Linked DNA regions of Mus musculus: region 2 is linked to region 1. The links are chromatin loops, found by intact Hi-C in ENCODE. Cell type or tissue: heart. All regions are shown on one strand. Links, peaks and the distances in the headings refer to the core of each region. The heading gives the core; the rest is flanking DNA.

Region 1 (6,400 bases), core at 462-5,461:
AGTACTACCGGAAGATCCAGCAATATCACTCCTGGGCATATACCCAGAAGATGTTACAACATGTAATAAGGACATATGCTCCACAATGTTCATAGCAGCCTCATTTATAATAGCCAGAAGCTGGAAATAACCAAGATATTCCTTAACAGAAGAAAGGATGCATAAAATATGGTACATTTACACAAAGGAATACTACTCAGCTATTTAAAACAATGACTTCATGAAATTCTTAGGCAAGTGGATGGAACTACAAAATATCATCCTTAGTGAGGTAACCCAATCACAAAAGAACATACATGGTATACACTCACTGAGAAGTGGATATTAGCCCAAAAGCTCGGAATATCCAAGATATAATTCAGATCAAATGAAACTCAAGAAGGAAGACCAAAGTGTGGGTACTTCAGTCCTTCTTAGAAGGGGGAACAGAATACCATGGGAGGAGATACAGAGAGCAGAGACTGAAGGAAAGACCATCCAGAGACTGCCCCACCTGGGGATCCATCCCATATACAGTCACCAAACCAAGACACTATTGTGGATGCCAACAAGTGCTTGCTAACAGGAGCCTGATATAGCTGTCTCCTGAGAGAATCTGTCAGCGCCTGACAAATACAGAGGTGGAAACTCTTAGCCAACCATTTGACTGAGCACAAGGTCCCCAATAGAGGAGCTAGAGAAAGGACGAAGGAGCTGAAGGAGCTTGTAGCCCCATAGGAGAAACAATGTGAACCAACCAGTAGTATCCCCAGAGCTCCCAGGGACTAAATCACCAAACAAAGAGTACACATGTAGGGACCTATGGCTCCAGCTGCATACGTAACAGAGGGTGGGTGGCCCTGTTGGACATCAATGGGAGGAGAGACTTGGTCTTGTGAAGGTTCAATGCCCCAGTGTAAGGGAATGCCAGGAAAGGGAAACGGGAGCGGTTGGGTTGGTGAGCAGGGGGAGAGGGATGGGATAGGGGATTTTCAGAGGGGAAACCATTAAAGGGGATGACATTTGAAATGTAAATAAAGAAAATATCTAATTAAAAAAAGGAAAAAAACAGAAGTAAAAAATGTTAATACCAATTATCTCTATCCAAAGACCTCACAAAATATTGTAATTATGTGCTATTTTAAAACTTAGTGGGATGTGCATATATACAAATCTCATATCCTAAATTCCTAAGTGTAAATATCATCAAGACTAAAGACACAACAAGAAACACATTTTATGCAAATAAATTGCAATTGCGCACGCGTGTGTGCGCGCGCGCGCGCGCACACACACACACACACACACACACTCACGCAAATTCCTTTGGAAGTATCACAATGATCAGGTAAATAATCTTGAGTTGAGAAACAAATTCTAACTAGATATGCCAATGCCATTCCATGCTTAAAACAATTTACAGGGAACGACAATATGACTTTACATCTTAATCTTCTATTCACACTATTGCTATGAGGATGATTAAAAATTTTAGCCTTAAGGAAACCTGGTGTTATACAGTGTCTCCTGACACTGCTGGAAATTGGGTCACTAGGAAACCACTGTAAATTTATTATATCTAAAAGAGAGAGGGAAAGCTAAGTTGTTGCCTTTTTAGTTCTTGTTGTTGTTGTTGTTGTTATTGTTGTTGTTGCTGTTGCTGCTGCTGCTGCTGCAGTTGCTGCTGCTGCAGTTGCTGCTGCTACTGCTACTGTTGTTTTCCAAGAGAGGATCCCTCTAAGTCCAGGCTAACCACAAACTAACACTGTGTCTCAGGCTTGCCTTTAATCTGTGATACTCCTGCCTCAGCATCCTAAATGCTAGGATTACAATCATATGCCACTGATCACAACTTGATGAAAATATAAGCTATGAAATAAGAAAGGTATGTGGAATAATTGTGCCCTTCCCCCAGCCTTGAATAGGCTAAACAAACTTCAGCTGGTTTAACAATGCAGCTGGAGTCAGGGCCTGGCCTTGCCACATTTGCATTTCCTATGGAGCCTTAAGGAGCTGACCACTTACTGAGTTTACTTTGCAACTCAATCTAGCTGAAACAAAGCAACAGAATCCAGCTGAAACAAAGGGATTGGTTTTTGGCTTTTGCCTATAAAAACTCAGAGCTGAAATTTTGAGCCATGATAAGAAATCTTTGTCTTGGCTTCATTCTTTTCTCGCCCGCAGTGCTATTTCATTCCCAGCCTTCCTTTCAAGTGTACCCAGTTCTCCATGGCTGCTGGACAGCTACAGATAATTAATGGGGGGGTGGGGGAGGGAGGGAGGAGGAGAGAGAGGCAGAGAGAAAGGAAGAGGGAGAGAGAGAGAGAGAGAGAGAGAGAGAGAGAGAGAGAGAGAGAGAGAGAGAACGCGAGAGGAAGCTAAATAGCAAATAAATAGAAATTACTTTTTTAGGACCCGAACACACACAAACCTGCTGTAATAACAAATAAACATATCTTCTTCAGTTCTCTTTACTATTTTCTGACTTTCATGAAGCATTAAAATATTACATCGTTGCTGGGCGTGGTGACGCAGGCCTTTAATCCCAGCACTCGGGTGGCAGAGGCAGGCGGATTTCTGAGTTCGAGGCCAGCCTGGTCTACAAAGTGAGTTCCAGGACAGCCAGGGATACACAGAGAAACCCTGTCTCAAAACAAAACAAAACAAAACAAAAAAAGAAAGGAAAAGAAATTACATCGTTAACATACATAAAGTCTTTCCTTTCTATTCCCTTGTCTAAATTTTTTCAGAACTCTAATTTCAGATTTTAGGCTGTTTTTCTTATATGTGAAACTCAAAGCATTTATTTACAGAAATGGTTTATTGTACACAGGTTAGCTTAGGAACAGGGAGGGGCCCCAGTGGCATGGGCAGAGGAAGACACCCAGAGACCAGCAACATGGTCTTCCTGCAGTGGGAGCCACTACAAAGTATAAGTATGTGGTAGGCAGATGGGTGAACGGAGCACAAGAGTAGAGCTGTCTCTAGTCCTATGGTTGAAGATGAGCTGTTCAGGGGCATGAGAACCTAAGAGCTTACTCTGCCCCTTGTCATTGGCAGCACTGTGTGAACTCGCTCAAGTAATGCTGGACAGCTCCCCCTAGTGGTACAGATGCAGGAGAGCTGTCAAGCTGAGGAAGTCACCTACCACCAATGCCCAGATCCAGGGCTTTGAGTTAGCCTACTCCAGCATCTACCTCATAGATGAACTGCTAGAGTGTGTGAATAAGCTAGTCCTACTGATCCAAAGCTGCAGGAACTCACAACCCAGGGCAATAACAAGATATCTAAGAGGAGTGCCAGTGAAGATCCAATACTGATAGTGTCCAGTACTGATAGCCTCCAAGCAGACCAATGATTCAATGAAATAAACATCTGCAAGCAAAAACATGTGGACAGAAGTGTATATTGTGGGACACACTGTAACACACTACAGTGTCCATGACAAGATGTTTTCTAAACTTTGTTTTCTTTTGTTTATATTTTATTTTTGTTTTGTTTTTCTTTAGGAGGAGGTGACAAGGGCAGAGGGTAAGTACAAAGGGACTGAGAGATGAGTGGGGTTGGAGTGCATGATGTGAAACTCAGAAAGAACCAATAAAAAGTTTTTTAAAGATCCATTGGATTTTCCTTCTAAAAATGTTCAATAAAAAAAACTAAATATTATACACAAATGAAAGTAAAGGCAGTCTTGTTTCATTGTATAATAATGTAACCCACTACCACAAAAAAATGATAGAAGTAAAAACACAAGACAAGTGAGAAATTTGATTCAAGCAAATATGTTTTTTTCCCCAATCGTCTGACACCCATTACTCTGCTCTCCATGGGCAGAATCTGGCAGGCCTCTCAAGTAAACCAAAGGAAAGATATCCACCAGACAGAATGCTGCATACAGCCTCCCACAAAGGCCAAACAAGTATAGCAAGTTCTAACAGGTACCTTAAAAGTGAGGACACAGTGGAATGATTTTCCCTCCATGAGAGCCAAATACCACAGTGTGCCAAAACCTAGATGTAAGGTTTTCCTACGCAAGTAGATGATGACAAGCAAGCTAGCAAAGTAAGTTATCTGTTCCCTTATAGACCTAAATAGTAAATTCAGACTGCCCTTTATTGCTTTCTCTTAAATATTACTCCTTTAAGAAAATCTTACATGAGTTAGACAGTTAGTAAAACTGTCTAGATGACCACCACAAATGACCCTAACAAGCAAAGTTATTTGGGGCATATTTCTATTATTTGAGATATGGCCAAGTAAATCTCACATGCAAAATAAACACAGTGATATTCATTTCAACAGAGTTACTCTGGAAACTGAATGAGGGAACACTGTGCAAAAGAGTCTATAGTACCCAACATATTATATAACACATTGGGTATATACATACAAATGAAAGCTGTAACTACTGTGTAGTTCCAGACCATAGTCTACACCTACAACTTATATGGAAGGATATAGAGAGTAAAAGATTTACTGGGGGCAGGGGGAGGCTATAGGGGACTTTTGGGATAGCATTTGAATTGTAAATGAAGAAAATATCTAATAAAAAATGTTTAAAAAAAAGATTTAATGGGAAGATAGGTTTCTTCAAATATCACTGACGTCTTGATACCCAGTTTATATAACCCATGTAGAAAAAAATCAAAATCGTTCCAAAGGAAAAGTTCTATATCACTTTTAAACAATGGGTTGGTTTTAAATACTTAATGTATTTATCAAATTATAATATATAAAATACATATTTAGGTTTATTTGCTTCATGTATATGTGCATATATTGTGTGTGTAACAAAAAAAAAATGTTAACAGAAAAAACTCTCCATCATAAAGCATTGAACTCTGCTTTGCAGTCATTAACAAGGTGATAATTCTGGTTAAGAAGAGATGAATTTCTTCCAGAAAGAAATCAATAAATAAAAAATGATAAATTGTAGATATTAACCACACTAGCACACATGCATGCATGTGCCCCCCCCCACACACAAACAAACAAACAAAGCACATATTCCAACTCTAAGGTAAGCCTCTTTTATTTTTATTTTTTTTTTCCACTTTCATTATCAGAAACTTCCTAGTTAGGTTAAAAACTGGCTTAAATAGAAAAAAATAAAAGGTAACCTTCTGAGGATCTGGTGTACTACTTATAATAACCCATATATGCAAAATAAATATTCTTAAAGAACATTTGTGTAACATGTGTCATTTATATGTCTACCCTTGAGCTTTTTTACTTGTGTTTCTAATGTAAAAGAGACAGAATGGTAGAGTGGGGAGGGGGAACAAAGGGAAAACATTTCATTACACTGAAAGAATAAATAAAATACTGAAAGATGGACATAGTATGTTAGACATATACTTCTTACCAAATACTGTTTTTCTTGTTCCTAACTTAATTTTTCAAATTTTGAAATAGAGCAAAACACTTTCTGAGTAGATTTCGTTTAATGTTATAAAATAATACCTCAAATGGCAAGTCAGTATAGTGTGTGGTAGAGTTAATTTACTTTTTATTTTTAATTATGTCTGTTTGTATATGGGTTTTCTGAACATGCAGGCTTGCTAAGACCCTACAGCTGAAATTATAGGTGATTGTGAGCCACCAGACCTGTGTACTAAAGACTAAGCTGGAGTCCTCTGCAAGAGCAGAAAGTGCTCTTAACTCTGAGCATCTTTCTAGCACCTACAGTAAATTGTAATTCAGCAATGGTTAAACCAATTTGAGCATGCTAAGTCACGTAACCAAGAATGTAAGCAACAAGCCCTCTACCAGAGCCATACAAGAAGAAAAAATTGTAATCATGAAAATCAAACATACTAATAAGCTTGTTTTAAAACGATTCATTCCCTAGACTACCTCACATGTAAAAGCAAGAGGAGCATTCCCAACTATATCAGAATAAGTACTGGAACTTATTGGAATAACCCTAATCCTGACTGTGAAGAAGTCAGATGTCTTCACCAATTAACAACTCAGCAGAACACTATGTCACTGGCACAAGTGCACACACATAAAAAGTTGCATGTTGAAGTTTGGTCTGTTGCTGTGTATTGTAATACTAAATATTGGCTCTGGTTGCTTCAAGGACAAGGAGATTCTCATGTATACCACAAGATGATATGCAACCTTGCTCCTTAGTTTAAAACTACTGGTTGAATAAAGATGCCTGTAGCCTGTAGCTGGGCAGAAGAGTGTAAGGCAGAGCTTCGGTTCCCAGACTTGAGTTCTGAGGCAGAGACCCTAGGGAAGGAGAGAGGAGGAAGGAGAGACACCATAAGGTAGGTGGGTGGTGAGAACATGACTATGAGAACAAGCCAATTGGAGTAAGAGCAGTCCAGAAGGAACACAGAAAGTTATATTTCAGGGTTATTGACAGGGAAGTAGACAAAACAGCACAGAGGGCTGATACCTGCCCAGTTCT
Region 2 (6,400 bases), core at 576-5,575, 110 kb before region 1:
TCTGAGTAGTCAGGTAGGTCACCCATGGGGTACAAAGGAGAAGAGAACAACAGTTGTGTTGTTATGTAAGACAGAGAGAGTAAGAGACTTTGAAACAGCTAGTCCTAAACAGAATGTCTTTAACCAGCCACCCTTCTCCCCATGACAAAGCTCAGGGAGCTATGGTGAAGAGGAGGTGGAAAGGTTCTCAGAGCCAGAGCAGATGGATGACACTGAGGAAACCAAGTCTGTGGACACAATAGGACTAATGCACATTTGAAGACCCAGACTGTGGTATAATGCACAGGGCCTGCACAGGTTCAAATCACATGTGGTGCCAGCACTGAGAGCAGGAAGTGGATACAATTACTCATCCCTACCTAAGAAGCTGTCTCCTACTGATGTCCACATGCAAAGAAAAACTAGTTTTCTCCAATAGCATATCACTGGGGATATTAACCACATATAAGGGCAGGCCCCATGTCCAGCAGTAGATGGCCACCACACAGGAAACCCAATGGTGTTTCTGTAAACTTTCTGTCTCACTACTTTGGACACTTTCTGTCTGATTGGTCTTTTGATCATACATTATGATTTCCAATTTTGTATTTTATAGCTTTTTAAATATTTTTGTGTGTATGCTTATGTTTTGTGCTTTCTCTTTGTTGTTTATTATTTTAAACTGTTTTGTTTGCCTGTTTGTTTCTTAAAGAGAAAGATGCTATGGAGCTAGGTAGGTAGGAAGGAGGGGAGAAGCTGGAAAAACTTGAGAGAGGAAAAACTGTGATCATAATATATTGTATGAAAATATTTTATTTCTAACAAAAAAATAAAAAAACTTGTTGACCAAATCCTAATGAACTATACAAAAGTATACACTTAAACACATGCCTAGCAACTTTGGCCAATTTTAAACTAACAGAAAACCCATCTCAAGCAATAGTCTGTCCTCTACACCCACCCTTACTTCCAAAAATAAAACAGAATTAGAACCACATATTTTGTTTTGTTTAGCCAAGAACTCTAAGAAAATCTCCAAAAGCCATGCTGCCAATGGATGAGGATACATGACATTACTGGCATGCACTTTTCCACATTTCTGACAACTTTTACTAGTGACTCAGCCTCTGTACAACAGGAAGTACTCAAATGGGTTTATACCTAACTTGAGAATTATTGTTTATGTGATAGTCAAAGGGAACTATGCAGCATATTTTTAAAGGGCTTAATATTTTATTTCTAAAATGCAGAAAAACAAGTTGAGAGTATCTAAACTTATACACAGCTTTTTAGAAAGTAGGAGACAGGAAAAAGACAACTTGAGTTTAAAGTTTAAGTCAGGAAGTGACACTCTGTTTCGTGTCTCTGTTCAGGAGCTGCCTACATGCACAGGCTGCACCAGGCTCTTTAACGTCTTAATGTTGTTTTGGGTGTCTACTTGGAACACTAGATTAAGGACCAGAAATGACACTGGGAACCCAATCCCCTAAGGACAAATACTCTACAGCAGACAGTAGAATGGTTTTCTTCTCCCAGTGGACAGCCAAACAGCACAAAATTCACTAGTAGATTGCAGTTTTGTTTCAAAAGTAACTTTTCAGATTAACAAGCTTCAAAACTGCTTGCATACTGTCTACAGCTCAGTTCATCAGGGTTCTTGATGCACAGCAGGAAAGATGCTTTTTCCTTAATTATTTTCTATCTTTCTCTCTCTCTCTGCCTCTCTTTGTCTCCCTGTCTCTGTCTCTGTCTCTCTCTGTTTCTCTCTGTCTCTGTTTGTGTGTGGTGGGAAAGGTCTCACTATATAGCCTTGGCAAGACTAGTACGTGCTATATAAACCAGGCTTAGCGATCTGCCCGTCTCTGCCACACCCCACAGCAGCGCTTCAATTAAAGGTGTGCATTATCACTCTATCACTCTCAGCAGTCCCTCTCTCTCCCCTCTCCCCCTCCCCTACATATGCACAAACATATACGTGTGTGTATTTTTTATTTTTCGAGATTATACATAATGTATAATTCTCCCCTTCTCCCTCCAAACGTTCCCATATACCCTCTTTGCTCTTTTTTTCGTTAATTGTTGTTACTGTGTGAAAAATCACCCCACATCAAATAAACTCTTTCAACAGATGAAGACCATTACAGAAACCACAACCAATCAAACTACAGAGATATTGTAAACCAGTCCCCTTAAATCTTAAAAAGTTTCAAGATTTTTCAAGCAAAAACCCTGACAGTTCAGCTATTAAAGTAATTAATAAACTCAGTGTTTCAGGAGCTTCAAAATCTAAGACATCTGGTTGCAATTACTAATTTGGTTTAGAATAAAAATACCTCTCAAACAACAATAGTTTCATTATAACCAGTTCTCTCTCTTCTTCTGCCTCTCTCTTTCTCTCCCCCCTTTTCTTTCTTTTTGGAACTGTACTCCTTCCTTGCTGGAAGCCACTACACCACTGCCAGGAAGAAGAATGCAAAGCATTCCCAGGAGCTGAGGCTGTGATGTCAGAGCTGCATTCCACTCCTTCCCAGTCAGGCCTTTTGGGAAGCTCTGGCCTTCAGCTAAACCCCCGAGAAGAGATAGCTAAGGCCTTCATTAAATCACACAGAGAACCTCTGTGCTGTGTTTTAGTGCTGGCCATGATCAAAGCAAGGGACAGAACTTCTTTCAAAGTGAAAAACAACAGCAACAAACTTTGCATAGAAGAAAGGAAAGAGGAAAGAAAAAGGAAAAGAAGAAGGTAGTGCATGAGGAAAAAGAAAAGAGGAAGAAAGGGTGTTGGAAGGAACACATGCCATTTTTTGTGTGTGTGCCTATTTAGTGAGCAACCTACAAGCTATCATCATGACTAACTTCATCAGCAAGCTCTGGGTGTGACTTAGTCTCAATAATAAAGTAGAAGAGTGACTTCGTATGGCCTCCAACATTAATAATATAGGGCATCTAGCTGCATATGCACATACACATATACATTTGTGCCTGTTAGCTCCCAGGGACCTAGCAATGGCTTATGTCATCACCTGCCTAGGCCAGGGGCATGCAGTCTATAAAAAGGACTGCTCACTACCCCAGTTCTTTCTCTCTGTTCCCATGTGTATCATCTCTGCCCCACCCCCCATCCTCTGTGTATGTGTGTATGTGTGTGTGTGTGTGTGTGTGTATGTATGTGTGTATGTATGTGTGTGTGTGTCTCCCTTTCTTCACTTTTCTGTCCTTCTCTGTCCCTTCTTCTCTGACTTCATGGTTCTGCCGTCCTCTGCCTAACTCTACCCATTCTTTAGGCCTGGACTGTTGTGTTTTATAAAACAGAACAAGATGCCAGGAGTATGTTTGGTGGAGGCACCATATGGTGTGGGGGAATGGGTGCCTCTGCAGGCCCATGCTGAGATATCCCTACCCCCTGAGGTACCAGTCAGAGGTATACTATACAATACAGTTTATTTAGGACATGAAGAGGGGAGGAGAGGGGATGAGGGGAGAGATAAGGGGAAGGAGAACATGTGGGGAGGGAATGGGGAGAGAAGGGACAGAGAAGGAAGAGGGGAAGAGAGGAAGAGCAATAGAGTGAGGGGGCAAGCAGCCCCTTTTATACTGTCAGGCATACCTGACTGTTGCCAGGTAACTATGGGGTAGAGCCCAGAAGGACTGCCAACAGGGACTCCCATTCCTTCCCTCAAATAAACCCCCTTTATATGAGATCTGTTCCATGGTGTGATTTCTTAGGGGGACACCTTGGCAGGGACACACCAGGTACCCCCTCATGGTATTATACTTCATAACAGTGCCTAAGGACATTCAAAACAAAAACAAAAACATCATCCATTGGAATGAGGAAAATGAAAACAAAATGGATTCTTCTTCAAGTTAAAAAATTGGAAATTGTACTTCAAGTCAAAATGTGAGTTTTACTTCCATGGCAGATAAATCTTACTTAAAACTAATCACATTTGGAATACTACTCACTACTTATTTAACTAGTCTGTATTAAAAAAATAAATTATCAATGGGGATGTAGCTCAGTTGGTGGAGTGTTTCCTATCACCCATGGGGTCCTAAGGTTTGATCCTCAGCACCAAATAAATCCAGGAATGGTGGCACATGACTGTAATCCCAGCACTCAGAGGTGGAAACAGGTGGATCAGAAGTTCAAGGTCATTCTTAGGCTGCCACATTTAAATCAAGGCCCCAGAGGGTTGGTAGAATACAATGTGCAATGGAATTTTTACCAGAATCTGGTGTTGCTCCAACCTCGGTCCTGCTGCCACCTACCCAAGACTTGATCACTCAGGGATCCCACCTCCCAACTAACAGTTTCACCTGCCTCCCAAACTGAACTTCATGTGGACATTCTTCTAGGAAGAATCACAGAAAGCCAAACAACCAGAGATGAAGAGATGACTCCGTGTTGCTACTTCAGAGGACCTGAGGTTAATTTCCAACATCTATGTGGGGTAGCTCACAACTACCTGTAACTCAAGTTCCAGGGGATGTGATATCCTCTTATGGCTTTTCTGGGTACATGCCCATATATACCACACCCTCCCTCCTACACACACACACACACACACACACACTAAAATAAAATAAAATAAAAACTACACAGCAATTTTAGGATCTCTGGTGAGTGGAAAACAACTTCTGTCCCAATCCAATCTCACGGGAGCTGAGACAGCATTAGGGAAGCAGAAAACCCAGCCTGACCAGGGTCACAAGTCCCTTCCAGTCTGCGCCAGCACGGGGTCACCTGAGGACGGAGTCGGCGGACACCCCCAAGGTCCCTAGAGGACAGCTTCTGAGGCAGACCCTGTTTCGGGCTCCAGACATCCGATCACATTCCCTGCCAGAGCAGAGGTGTTAGCCCCTCCCGGGAGGGCTTTGCCGGAGCACCTGGGGGATCATTCCGAGACTATTCTGCGCAGGTGAGATTGTGGAAAACAGAAGCTAACATCTTCTGGGACAGGCCAAAGTGACACAGCTTCTGGGACAGGCCCTGTTTCAGGAATTCATCTTCTGCCAGAAGGCAGGTCCGAACACCAGATATCTGTGCACCTTCCCTGAAAGAGGAGAGCTTGCCTGCAGAGAGTGCCCTGACCACTGAAACTCAGGAAAGAACTAGTCTACCAGGTCTGCTGATAGAGGCTAACAGAATCAAAGGAGGAACAAGCTCTAATCAGTGTCAACTTTAACAAATAACTCCAGAGATTACCAGATGGCGAAAGGTAAACTTAAGAATCTTACTAACAGAAACCAAGACACTCACCATCATCAGAATGCAGCACTCCCAACTCACCCAGTCATGGGCATCCCAACACACTCGAAAAGCTAGACTCGGATTTAAAAGCATATCTCATGATGATGGTAGAGGTCATCAAGAAGGGCTTTAATAACTCACTTAAAGAAATACAGGAGATCACTGCTAAAGAGTTACAAGTCCTTAAAGAAAAACAGGAAAACACAACCAAACAGGTAGAAGTCCTTAAAGAAAAACAGGAAAACATATCCAAACAGGTGATGGAAATGAACAAAACCATACTAGACCTAAAAAGGGAAGTAGACACAATAAAGAAAACCCAAAGTAAGGCAACGCTGGAGATAGAAACCCTAGGAAAGAAATCTAGAACCATAGATGACAGCATCAGCAACAGAATACAAGAGATAGAAGAGAGAATCTGAGGTGAAGAAGATTCCATAGAGAACATTGGCACAACAATCAAAGAAAATGCAAAATCCTAACTCAAAACATCCAGGAAATCCAGGACACAATGAGAAGACCAAACCTACGGATAATAGGAGTAGATGAGAATGAAGATTCAACTTACAGGGCCAACAAATATCTTCAACAAAATTATAGAAGAAAACTTCCCAAACCTAAAGAAAGAGATGCCCTTGAACATACAAGAAGCCTTCAGAACTCCCAATAGACTGAACCAGAAAAGAAATTCCTCAGGACACATAATAATCAGAACAACAAATGCACTAAATAAAGATAGAATATTAAAAGCAGCAAGGGAAAAAGGTCAAGTAACATAAAGGCAAGCCTATCAGAATTACACCAGACTTTTCATCAGAGACTATGAAAGCCAGAAGATCCTGGACAGATGTTATACAGACACTAAGAGAAGACCAATGCCAGCCAAGGCTACTATACCCAGCCAAACTCTCAATTACCATAGATGGAGAAACCAAAGTATTCCATGACAACCAAATTCACACATTATTTTCCACGAATCCAGCCCTTCAAAGGATAATAACAGAAAAAAGCCAATACAAGGATGGAAACCACGCCATAGAAAAAGCAAGAAAGTAATCCTTCAACAAACCTAAAAGAAGACAGCCACAAGAACAGAATGCCAACTCTAACAACAAAAGTAATAGGAAGCAACAATTACTTGTCCTTAACATCTCTTAATATCAATGGACT

What was found. Peaks named below come from ENCODE experiments on the same cell type or tissue, not always from the same donor. Only the 100,000 strongest peaks of a DNase experiment are listed, where the experiment ranks them.
Region 2: a loop joins it to region 1, with 2.2 times the contacts of the local background. A loop is called at or near these places in 1 of 42 quality-filtered maps.

The regions. Positions count from the first base shown.
Region 1 is chr16:16,101,388-16,107,787 of GRCm38, forward strand. All of the region lies in intron 5 of Spidr (scaffolding protein involved in DNA repair), which reads right to left. Among named protein-coding and RNA genes, the nearest start is that of Spidr, 42 kb to the right of the region's middle. In heart, for the core only: a CTCF peak has its summit at 3,088 (motif pointing left); a DNase peak (open chromatin) is centred at 3,074.
Region 2 is chr16:15,989,772-15,996,171 of GRCm38, forward strand. The region is part of intron 8 of Spidr (scaffolding protein involved in DNA repair); the gene reads right to left. Among named protein-coding and RNA genes, the nearest start is that of Cebpd, 110 kb to the left of the region's middle. In heart, for the core only: no CTCF peak of the experiment used is centred there; a DNase peak (open chromatin) is centred at 2,500; H3K27ac peaks cover 2,095 bases.